Linked DNA regions of Homo sapiens: region 2 is linked to region 1. The links are chromatin contacts, found by Hi-C or POLR2A ChIA-PET in ENCODE. All regions are on one chromosome and are shown on one strand. The core of a region is the stretch at or near the end of the contact, and the rest is flanking DNA. Distances in the headings are between cores, read along the strand shown. Region 1 has its middle 26 kb from the start of CSF2. Region 2 holds the start of IL4 (interleukin 4).

Region 1 (6,208 bases), core at 2,986-5,485:
GGGTTCAGTGCTCAAGGTCTTGGCAGGTGGAGGCTTTTCAACACCTCTACCTCTGCTCCTCAGTTGGCCTAGGTACTTGGAGGCCCCTGTCAAATGCCCTGGGACAGGGCCAGAAGTATCCAGAAGGAAGAGGGAACAGACAGCAAGGGAGCCCTGGGGCCAGGTCTAGCTGGGCTCTGTTCTCACTTGCAGGGAACTCTGACTCTAATCATAAAAAGAACTGAACTTGACATGCAGCAAGTGCCCTTCAACCTGGTGCTCTTGCATCTTGAACTGACAGAACTTTGACAGGTGGACGCCACAGCAGTTGCTTGTTGACTGCCTGGCACTCAGCACCTTGACCTGGTCATAATCCAAGCTGATGCCCAGATGATGCCCACTGAAGTTGTAGCTCATTGGTCATAAGGTGTCCAAGCTGGAATCCTCCTGGTCTGTAGCAGCTTTTGAGCTCCTGGCCATGGGGAGAGCAGAGAGCAATGTTTGAACAGTGGTAGTGGTAGAGCCGAGGGAAGGCGGCTGCCAGGAGGAGAGAGAGTCAATTGTCATCAGAGGTCCACTAGTCATCTCCTGCTCACCACCAAAGAGAGCTCTCCTCTCCACTCAGCATCCAAGCCACAAAGATATCAAAGCAGAGGGCTGGGGATGCCAAGGTGAAGGGGGCAGAAATGGAAGCAAGGACAATTGAAGCATAAATGGGAATACCAGGGAAGAGTCAAGGGCCTTGTGTGAGCATTCAGTGTTGGGGCAGAAATTATCCATTAAAGTCACTCCAATCAGCAAATCTCAGTGGTGTGGGGCAGGGTGGATGTCTGTGACACATCCAGTAATATACCCCCTCACAGTTTGGTACCCGGTAGTGGGACCCCAATGGTCAGAGAGTATGAGAATTATGCCATTTTCAAACTGGGCTGCCCTGGACTCTAAGAATGAGCCCAGGAAAATGTTGAATCAGGATGATACTAGGCTTCCAATATAGAAAACATCATGGCTGAAAGGCAGGTACTCAAATGTTTTGCTTCTGCACAATTTTATAGCTTTCTTGAGAGACCATTTGGGAACTTGGCCTGTCTCTTGAACTGTTTTACAGGCTAATGAAGCCAGTGTATCTGAGATTCACATGCAAATGTCCACACTGGCAGGTGCCATGAATCAAATCTCCAGGATTTAAACAGAATAAAGATGAGATTCCTGTTCTCATATATGCCAGTTCTACAGGAGGCCTGCAAGTAGAACTTCTGGACCTAGAGATTTTGTTATCCTGAAGCTGTCAAAGATGTCTCATGTTTACCTGAGCCCTCACTCACCACCAACCAGTGTATAGAGCAGGGGTGTCCAATCTTTTGGCTTCCCCAGGCCCCAATGGAAGAAGAATTGTCTTGGGCCACACATAAAATACACTAATGATAGCTGATGAGCTTAAAAGAAAAAAGTCTCATAATATTTTAAGAAAGTTTATGAATTTGTGTTGGGCCACATTCAAAGCTGTCCTGGGCCGCATGTGGCCCACAGGCCGTGGATTGGACAAGCTTGAGAGGGATACTACAAACCTCAAGTTGTTCTTACGTTTCTACCCAGAGAGAAGGCTTTCTCAGACAGTGATCAAATGACTAAGCATGTGCACGGCTCTGGGTCTGAGCAGTCACCAACCTCAGCTGAAGAGGGAAGTTTGGGCACTTCTAAGGAATCTGTTTTGCTAGGCCTCACTATCTCATGCACCCTGACTTGGGCTGTCCATCATGGTGTCAGCACAGTCAGGTGGCCCCTCAGATAAAGCAATGTAACCACTGAAAACAGTTAATCACACAGGTACCACACAAATCTTACCGGACATTTCAGAGACATCTTTACAAACTAGCCTATTGTCCTAAGAATGATTTAAGTTTACTGTTAAAAATTCAAACAAGTAAAGAGCATCCCATATCCAAAGATGGCCCTTGGGTAGCATCCTTCCAGGTACCTGGATTTTCTCATCCATAAAGTCAAGTATATCCAATTATTCCCTGTATGAAAATGCTTCTACTATACAGACTATAACCTTTTTTGTTTTGTTCATTTAAAAATTGTAATGTGCCACATGCCAACAATATTATTCAGAATCAAATGATTCAAATAGCTAAGATAAAGTTGTGACCTAATGTTAAGTCAGCCTACTGTCTTTTATAACAAAAGTGTAGTTTTGGAGAAAATCCTTCCTTTCTTGAACTACTGACAATGATTAACATTTATTAACAATGGTTAACCTTTCTCAAGCATTTACTAAGTTCTAGGCACAGTGGTACTAAGCATTTTTGCATATACTCATTCACTTAATTCATATAACAAGCCTCTCTGAACCTTTGTTCTTCATCTATAAAATGGGAATAATAGTACCTACCTCACAGGTAAGTAATTTTTCAACAGTCCCATAACAACCTGGGGGTGGGGGGACAAGGAGTGATATGGATGTCGGTGTGTGTCTGTAGAACCAAACTGTTCTGCTGAAGAGATCATGCCTCTTGCTCATGTGACACCAGCAGAGTGACTGATATGGAAACGGTGAGCACATAGATGGAGGCTGTCTGGGCGCCACAGTGCCCCGATGCAGAAACTCATCATCACATCAGTGTGTCAACATCACCGAGAAACCTTTGACAAATCTAAAGACCCTGTTAGCAACAGTGAAAGTTTCCTGAAGAGTGAGAAAACCACAGGGAGGAGGCTGTCTTGGCATCTGATTGGCACATTACTTCTACAGAAAGGCAATTAGTCAAATTGGTTTGGGGACCCCAGCTGTTCATGCTTCACCACCTCTTTGAGAAAGAAAAAGGGAAAGTGACATTTACTAAGAGCTTGCTAGTACTAAGACCTTTCATATATTATCATATTTAACCCTCACTACAGCCTGTGAAGTATAATTATCCCATTTTATGTGTGCTAAAGTGAACTCCTAATCTTCCCCTTCATGCCTGCCCCACATATAGTCTTCTTGTCTCAGTTGAGGTCAAATCCTTCTTTCCAGCTGCTCAGAGAAAAACCCTTGGAGTCATCCTTAACTCTGATCTCTCTCTCATACTCAACATCTAAGCCATCAGCAAATGCTGATGATTCTTCTTCCAAAACAGGTCCAGAATCCAACATTTCTCATTTCTCCCCACTTCCACTGAATCCATGATGATTCCAGCCACTATTATCTTCTAGAATATACTTCAGTGGAAGCCTAGCTAATTTCCCTGCTTCTACCTGTTCCCTGCTCTATAATCTATTCTCAACTCAGCAGCCAGAGTGATCCTGTTATGCTCTAGTCAGATCATAGCCCTCTGTTCAAAACCCTCTTGGAGTTCTGTGTTTTACCACAGAAAAGCCATAGTTCCCACAGTGGCCTGCAAGGTCCGCATCATCTTCCCCTTTATCTTTCCATCACTTTCTTTTCCCCTGTGACCCTCTCTGCTCACTCATTCTGCTCCAGCCACACTTGCCTCCATGTTGCTCCTTGAACACACCAGCCTCAGAGCCTTTGCGCTGGCTCTTCCCTGTGCCTAAAAGGGGCTAACGCCTTCAACACCTTCAAGTCTTTGCTCAGATGTTATTTTCTCAGAGATCTGCCATGTCCATACTGTTTAAGATTGCAGCCCCTTCTACCACCACTCCAAGCACTGCTTATCTTGCTCTGTTTTTTCCCATAGCACTTACCACTTTCTAACTTGTTAACAGCTTTGTTGCTTATTTTGTACCTCCCATGCCATGATACACATTTCTGAAGGCGGAACACTTACCTATTTCCTCTACTGATCACTCCCAAGTACCTAAACTAGTACCTGGCACATGGAAGCTACTCAGGAATTTATGTTGAGTGAATGAGTGAGTGAGTGCATGAGTAAATGAATGAATTTGACAGGGGCAAATTCAAAGTTACCAAACTGTCCAAGGTCTGGCAACTAGCAGGAAGGAGGAAGTGGCAGGAACTGGAGTCAGGTGTCTCCCACTCCAGAGGTCCGGCTATTTGCACCAAATACCTCTCAGGAAGAGTGAGGCGGAGGATCCAAAAGCAATGTGACTGCGGAACTTTTGCCTAAGTGACAGTCAGTGGATTCTTTTGGGGTTGGTGCCCATTCAGGGCTAGTCCTTCCTCCAGCTGCACCTGCATCTTCAGCTGGATTCAACACACGGTGGCCCGCCTGAGCACTGGCCTTGAGTCACCCAGAAAGGTATCAGTTGTGGTCAGCACTGATGATTAAGGTGATTGGGGAAGTATGAGAAACCCCTGAAAAGAATGTCTAACGAAGAAGGTTTCACTAATGTCTGGAGTTTGCCCATCTGTGTTATTTAAGAGGCATTCCCCCATGAACTCAGACTTCCACTTTTCTGAGGGCAGAGTAGTCACCTCACCTATACCCAGTTGTCCTCTCAATTTCTTGTCTGTAGTTTGTACGCAAACCATCATTCACCTGCCAAACCTTCCTCTAAACCTGCCCTGAATGCAACGCCTGCTCATTTGCCACTCCCACCTCCTCATGTGTGGCAAGGCATCCTCTTCCTGAATTGTCTATCCTGAGATGACGGTTACACCCTGAGAAGACGGTCTAAGGCTTTGAGGCTGAGTTATTTCTCAGCCCCCTCTGACCCACATCAATATCGGGTACCTGGGGAGGGTAGGTGGGTGATTACCTACTTCTGTGACTTCACGGGCATGAAAAGGGCCCTTAAAGACTTCCAAACATTTGGGTCATTGGGCCAATCCCTGGCTCCTCCAGAATCAAGGCAGCATGCAGGCCTTTGGAAAAAGAGGGATTACTTTCAAATAAACAAACAAACAAACAAATAATTAGAAACAACAAACATTCCTAATGCCACCTAAATGCCACCAACTGACAAGCAAAGCATGCGACTGCCCCCATGGCTTTGGTGGCAGGGCCCAGGGGCAGGCTCTCCTCGCTCCTCAGCCTGGCAGCGCTCCGCCAATTCCAACAGCAGGTACGCTCCTCAGAGGCACCAGTCGAGCCCAGGAGCTGGGGTGAGACACTCTAGGAGTTTGGGAGAAGGGGCTCACCAGGTGAGATTCCCACAGAGAGATGGGCTGCAACTAATTCTCCCTTTCTAAGGGAAGCCCACCCTGGGAATCCAGGTGTGAATGCCACACAGGCTGACACAGTCCTGTCTTTCTAAAGGCAAGGAGCTCTGAGTCCTGTGTGGTTTCCTGAAGGTGCTTCATGAACTACTTCCATTAATAAACTCTTTCATCTTAAATTTTTAAAATGAAATGAAACTGTCCTAGAAAGTTACAGACTGAGTCCCTCACCATTATTGATACCTTGGAGTACATGGGTCTTCCCTTGAGTAGATTTTCTGGGAGCTATTCTACCCACGTCCGTTTGTTGAGATCTTACAGGATTTCTTGCCCCAGTTAAATCTCCTGGGGTAGGCAAAGTGCTCAAGAAGTTGGAATGGGGCTGTGGGGTTCCACAAACAAGGGAAGCACCCAGAGGGCCCAACATCAGTACTCAGGGCCTCCTTGGCTTCTGGCCTGCAGCTGGGGAGGCAGGGCTGCAGTGCTGGAGGGGCATCTCTGTCAGCCTCCTGCAGCACAGGGGCCAGGGTCTGGGGGCAGCAATCACTTTGGTGACTAATAACCTAATCATGGAAAATTACAACTTCCTGAGCTAGGTATATCAGAGGTGGCCACAAAACTCTTTATGATGTGGCCAAAAATTCCTCCTACCACCACAGCCCTTGAAAATAGGTCAAAGACACCTTCTATGGAACTCTCAAAACAGGGCTTAGCTCACACCATCTACCTCCGTCATTGTGCTGCAAACACTGGAGCTTTTGTGAGAATGCTCTCCTCTTCTGCGGTTTGAGCTCAGTTTTGGCTCTGGGCTAATCATCTGTCCTGTCCTACTTGTCTTCCACAAGGGACCGACTGGTCATGAAGGCCATGAAGGCTGTCTGCTGTGTGTCCCTGGAAATGTCTGTCGACAGCCTCTCTAGGCAGAAGTGTTTCTTCTTGTGTACCAACCAAGACCTATAGGCCTCGCCTCATCTCCCAAGCTATACCTCACCACAAAGCAGAACAAGGGTGGACTAAGAACTGGCAGAGACTTATACTTGGCTTTCCAGAGGTCCCAGGTTTGTGGTAGGGGTTCATGAGGCTGGCTGCTGTCTAGATGAGATATGCAGAGTGAGCTCTTTTCCCTGAATGCTGGGCATCCCATCGGTAGTATGGGACAGGGTA
Region 2 (6,171 bases), core at 952-3,451, 570 kb after region 1:
TCACAGAGTAGATTTTAAATGTTCTTACCAAAAATAAATATGTGAAGTATTGTATAAGTAGCTTGATGTAGCAATTCCATAACATGCACATTTCAAAACATTATATCATACAGCACAAATATGTGCAATACTTATTTGTCAATTTAATAATAATAATAATAAGGGAAGAAAAGATCCAAAACAGAGGCAAAACCTTGGCCGGGCATGGTGGTTCACGCCTATAATCCCAGCACTTTGGGAGGCTGAGGTGGGTGGATCATTTTGAGGCCAGGAGTTCGACACCAGCCTAGCCAACATGGTGAAACCCCATCTCTACTAAAAAAAAAAAAAAAATACAGAAATTAGCCAGGCGTGGTGGCATGTGCCTGTAATCCCAGCTACTCGGGAAGCTGAGGCTGGAGAATGCCTTGAGCCCAGGAGATCAAGGCTACAGTAAGCTATGATCACCACTGCACTCCAGCCTGGGTGACAGAGTATGGGGGCAGGGGGTGGTGAGGGGGGGGCGGGGAAGTGGAACAGAGGCAAAACCTTAGCAACACACATTTTTAGATGATCTTCCAGAATAAATTCATAGGGAGGCCCAGGCACAGTGGCTCACGCCTGTAATCCCAGCACTTTGGGAGGCCGAGGCAGGCGGATCACGAGGTCAGGAGATGGAGACCATCCTGGCTAACACGGTGAAACCCCGTCTCTACTAAAAATACAAAAAATTAGCCGGGCGTGGTGGCAGGTGCCTGTAGTCCCAGCTACTCGGGGAGGCTGAGGCAGGAGAACGGCATGAACCCAGGAGGCGGAGCTTGCAGTGAACTAAGATCACGCCACTGCACTCCAGCCTGGGTGACAGAGCAAGATTCCATCTCAAAAAAAAAAAAAAAAAAAAGAAATTCATAGGGAAAAGAAGGTCAGAGACCAAGGGAAGGGAAGGTTCTGGGAGAAAAGCAGGGGGCAGGCAGGGCCCAAGAATCCTGCTGCCCATGAGCCCTTACTGGGAGGTGGGGTGGCCTTGCACAGGGCCCAGGCACCTGAGTGAGTGGTGGGGTCCTTACGTTCACTGCTGGGGTGAGGCAATGAGCACCTTATTGTGTCCACATGAATTCAATAAAAAACAAGCAGGGCGGGTGGTGGGGCACTGACTAGGAGGGCTGATTTGTAAGTTGGTAAGACTGTAGCTCTTTTTCCTAATTAGCTGAGGATGTGTTTAGGTTCCATTCAAAAAGTGGGCATTCCTGGCCAGGCATGGTGGCTCACACCTGTAATCTCAGAGCTTTGGGAGACTGAGGTAGGAGGATCACTTGAGCCCAGGAATTTGAGATGAGCCTAGGCAACATAGTGAGACTCTTATCTCTATCAAAAAATAAAAATAAAAATGAGCCAGGCATGGTGCGGTGGCACGCACCTACTGCTAGGGGGGCTGAGGTGGGAGGATCACTTGAGCCTGGGAGGTTGAGGCTGCAGTGATCCCTGATCACAACATTGCATTTCAGCCTGGGTGACAGAGTGAGACCCTGTCTCAGAAAAAAAAAAAAAAAAGTCATTCCTGAAACCTCAGAATAGACCTACCTTGCCAAGGGCTTCCTTATGGGTAAGGACCTTATGGACCTGCTGGGACCCAAACTAGGCCTCACCTGATACGACCTGTCCTTCTCAAAACACCTAAACTTGGGAGAACATTGTCCCCCAGTGCTGGGGTAGGAGAGTCTGCCTGTTATTCTGCCTCTATGCAGAGAAGGAGCCCCAGATCAGCTTTTCCATGACAGGACAGTTTCCAAGATGCCACCTGTACTTGGAAGAAGCCAGGTTAAAATACTTTTCAAGTAAAACTTTCTTGATATTACTCTATCTTTCCCCAGGAGGACTGCATTACAACAAATTCGGACACCTGTGGCCTCTCCCTTCTATGCAAAGCAAAAAGCCAGCAGCAGCCCCAAGCTGATAAGATTAATCTAAAGAGCAAATTATGGTGTAATTTCCTATGCTGAAACTTTGTAGTTAATTTTTTAAAAAGGTTTCATTTTCCTATTGGTCTGATTTCACAGGAACATTTTACCTGTTTGTGAGGCATTTTTTCTCCTGGAAGAGAGGTGCTGATTGGCCCCAAGTGACTGACAATCTGGTGTAACGAAAATTTCCAATGTAAACTCATTTTCCCTCGGTTTCAGCAATTTTAAATCTATATATAGAGATATCTTTGTCAGCATTGCATCGTTAGCTTCTCCTGATAAACTAATTGCCTCACATTGTCACTGCAAATCGACACCTATTAATGGGTCTCACCTCCCAACTGCTTCCCCCTCTGTTCTTCCTGCTAGCATGTGCCGGCAACTTTGTCCACGGACACAAGTGCGATATCACCTTACAGGAGATCATCAAAACTTTGAACAGCCTCACAGAGCAGAAGGTGAGTACCTATCTGGCACCATCTCTCCAGATGTTCTGGTGATGCTCTCAGTATTTCTAGGCATGAAAACGTTAACAGCTGCTAGAGAAGTTGGAACTGGTGGTTGGTGGCAGTCCAGGGCACACAGCGAGGCTTCTCCCCTGCCACTCTTTTTTCTGAGGGTTTGTAGGAAGTTTCCTCAGTTGGAGGGAGTGAGAGCTGCTCATCAAGGACTTCTCTGTCCGGTTGGAGGTTAACTCTGTCTCTTGCTCTCTCATTTCTGCCTGGACCAAGACTCTGTGCACCGAGTTGACCGTAACAGACATCTTTGCTGCCTCCAAGGTAAGAAGCCGTCCCACGGTCTGTTTTAGCAAATGGGGAGATCCATCCCCAAATGTCTGAACAAGAAACTTGTCTAATGGAAAACGAGCGGGCCCAAATTAACTCTAAGGTGTTAGATGTTTTCAAAGAACGAGAAGTCTGATCTTTACTCTTAAGCATGTTTTGGTCTTTCTGGTTTCACTTGATTTAGAAGACATGTAATAGAAAGCTTACATGCTGTAGTCCTGACTCAGATCCTGGTCAAAGAAAAGCCCTCTTGGGTTTTACTTAGCTTTGGCATAGTGCCTGGAACGTAGGAGGCACTCAATAAATGCCTGTTGAATGAGAGAATTTTTCTGGCCCATACATTTCTGAAAAACCAAATACTCTCACAGAAACAGATATTGAGATGACAGGTTGAGGGAGCTTTCATTTTGTCTAAGAGACTTCCTATGGCAACAGAAAAGGTATCGCCAGAGCCCCTCCTCTTCCACAGCCTGGCCACCTAACAGCCCTCTGGGTTCCGGGGCTGGCCGTCCAGAGCTCCTCAGCTTGCTCTGGCCGGCCGAACTCCCCTCCAGCTCGGTCTGGAACCATCCTGCTGGGCAGCGTCCAGCACATCCCTGCTTCGGGCTGCCTGGGCACCTCGCCTCTCTGCCTCCTGTGCTGCCTCACCCCCACCCCTCTATCTGTAGTGGGAGGAGATAGATTTGACAGCTGATAGTGCATTTTCTCTGACAAACACATGACTACAGCCGTATCAATAGTTTTGTGCATTTCAGTTCCTGTTTTCATGGAAACACACGGCTGAGAATGAAAGCCCCAAAGCCTCAATTTCACAGTGGTCTCCTAACTACCTGCTTTCCATGCAAACTAGGGAGATGATATGGCCAGGAGTGAAGCCCTGTGTGTTGGGCAGGGTCACACTCCAGCACCCAGACCATAGAACAGGGCCCATCCTGCTTCATGAGGGAAACTGCTCTTCGGGCCTTTAGCTGGACTATCTCATTTCATTAGTTATCCCGGGAGTCCGATACAGGATGAGATTCTGAAGGGCAAATACACACTTTTTTTTTTTTTTGAGATAGGGTCTTGTTCTGTCACCCAGGCTGGAGTGCAGTGGTGCGATTTCAGCTCATAGCAGCCTCCACCTCCCAGGCTCAAGCTATCTTCCTACCTCAGCCTCCCAAGTAGCCGGGACGACAGGTGTGCACCACCACGCCTGGCTAATTTTTGTATTTTTTTGTAGAGATGGAGTCTTGCCATTTTGCCCAGGCTTGTCTCGAACTTCTGGGCTCAAGCAATCCGTCCACCTCGGCCTCTCAAAGTGCTGGGATTAGCCACTGCACCTGGGCAACAGTTTATGTGTGTGTGTGTGTGTGTGTGTGTGTGTATATATGTGTGTGTGTATATATATGTGTGTATGTATATATGTGTATGTATATGTGTGTGTGTGTGTGTGTGTGTGTGTATAAAATCTCCAAGTCCATCCAACCGAGATGGCTCCTACTAGAAGCCAAGAGTCCACCGGGTTGAGCACTGGGTCTCTGGAGGCCTGTGGCACTGCTGAGAAGGCTCTAACAAAGCCAAGGGAAGGGCCACCTCACTAGAAGCCAGGCCTGGAGGAAGGGTGAGGGCTGAGGGCCTGGAGGTAAGACTGCCTGTGGTTTTAGACCCAGCTCTGCCACTGACTAGCTGTGTGGCTGGCCTTCAGCACATCTTCACACCTCTCTGCACCTCAGTTTCCACATGTGAAGATATGAAAGTGATTCTGAAGGTGATTGCAAGGTTGATTGGAATCCAGCTCTTGAGTTAGTGCAAAGTGTTATTGTGAGATGATATAACCACGATTAAAAGCAAGAACAGGTGCAGAGAAGCGATGATTCTAAGAAGGAGGGGACCGGGTTGGAAAGGATCAAACCATCCAGGATGCCGAGTCTGGGGCAATCCATCTGGGCTGTTTCTGGAAGACCCCCGGGTGCAGGCCAGGACACTGCTGCCCTCCCGTCCTTAACTCCCCTCTTCACTCAGTCCTCACTCACCTCCCTCTCACACACACAAACATCTCCTAGAATAATCCCCACTGCCTGCCTTCACTCTTACCCGTCTCATTTGCCTCCCCTGAACTTCATCCTCCTGGAGTTCACGATCTCACTCTTCACTCTTTTCTTCCCCTCGAAGATTCAGCACTGCTTACTTACATGTTAAGATATTTCAGAACAGTGAAATGTTGCTATTTTCAAAAACCTACAAAGGTGGTATGCAGAGGAAAAGGTACTTCTTTGTGTTCCCAAAGAAAACATCTTTCCAAAATCCAGCCTATTGATTTTATTTCTTCGGGGGAACAAGAATTTTAGTATCTCTAAGTTGGGTAGCATTCTACTCTTGGCAGTTGCTGGAAAGAAGGCACTGGTCTAGGTCCTGGGCTTCACAGGTAACACCTGTCAGGGTGTCTATGAAGTCAAGGCTGTCTGAGGAACAGCAAAGTGGGAAGAAGCAAGCTGGCTGGCTGATGAAGGGTTTCTTGGGTGGACAAGTAGTTGGAGCTATTTCCTATTTACCAAAGAGAGCTAAAGTTCATAATTCTACAGAGAGTTCCATAATGAACCTCAAATACCTCTGTTTTTTGAAGGAGTTTCTCATATACAGCACTAGCTGACTATCCTGGGCAGGATGGGAGATAATGAATGCAGTGCCAATCGGGCTGGATTTATATGGTCCTCAGTGAGGCTGGTCAAGAACCGAGTTAGAACTCTCACAGAGTCACTGCCACAGAAGAAATCTCCCAAGTGGCTGTTTCCTGACATTCCCGGGAGGGACAGGCCTCCTTCTGAGTCACTCCCTAAGCAGTTCTGAACTGTGAGGTCAGCCAGGCTGTCCAAGTGCACTCCCTGAGCCACTGGCAGACACACTCAGCAGCCAGAGCTAGACAGGCAGGTGGTAGGAGTCCAGGGCCACGGCAGGGATGGAGTGTCGCCCCCTCGCTGCGATACCAGAGCAACTAAAACGTTAAGGCCTTGCACTAAAGCTGCCCTTAGGATGCATTCTTTTAAAGTTTTTCCATTTAATGCAGACTCTTTTCAATTCTTATTTTATCCTTGTTTCCTTTAGAAAGTCCTTTCAAAAATATCTTTAGAGGGTTTTTTCCTATACTATGTGGCCATATACGGGTCAAAATTAAGTTTAATTTCCAGGCTCCAAGCCAGCGTTTCAGAAAAATCTCACCAAGGTTTGTGGTAAAAGAAGCAAAGGGCTGACTTTTTGGTTTTCTTGAATCTCACTGTTCCCTCTGCAGCAGCATGCATGTCTGCCCACCTCCAGACACACAGGCACCATCTGCCGCCCCCCATCAGCCCGTGTCCCTTCCACCTCGACTCGCCTACAAAGCCCAGAGAGGTCTGTTTCTTGGCCCCCAGAGCCCAAAGATACTGACACACTCTTACATTTCCAACTAGAATCAGGAACGAGGAGTG

The links. Hi-C counts contacts between places; a loop is a spot of excess contacts on that map. ChIA-PET counts read pairs that join two places held with the same protein, here RNA polymerase II (POLR2A). Pooled maps may share reads with other maps.
Region 2: a loop to region 1 is called in a map with no recorded cell type, with 5 times the contacts of the local background. The contact joins the promoter of IL4 here to the enhancer-like site in region 1. A Hi-C loop is called at or near these places in 1 of 37 single-sample maps with no recorded cell type and 8 of 50 pooled maps. POLR2A ChIA-PET finds 5 or more read pairs at or near these places in 1 of 52 experiments (OCI-LY7).

The regions. Positions count from the first base shown.
Region 1 is chr5:132,096,661-132,102,868 of GRCh38, forward strand. No RefSeq gene overlaps it. Among named protein-coding and RNA genes, the nearest start is that of CSF2, 26 kb to the left of the region's middle. RefSeq lists an enhancer at 1,516-1,810. Within about 2 kb of position 4,236, at least 4 of the 41 ENCODE cell types and tissues checked have a DNase peak (open chromatin) inside an H3K27ac peak, as active enhancers do.
Region 2 is chr5:132,671,788-132,677,958 of GRCh38, forward strand. IL4 (interleukin 4) reads left to right here and starts at 2,202. Exons shown (of 4, transcript NM_000589.4): 1 at 2,202-2,398; 2 at 2,672-2,719. The coding sequence starts at 2,264.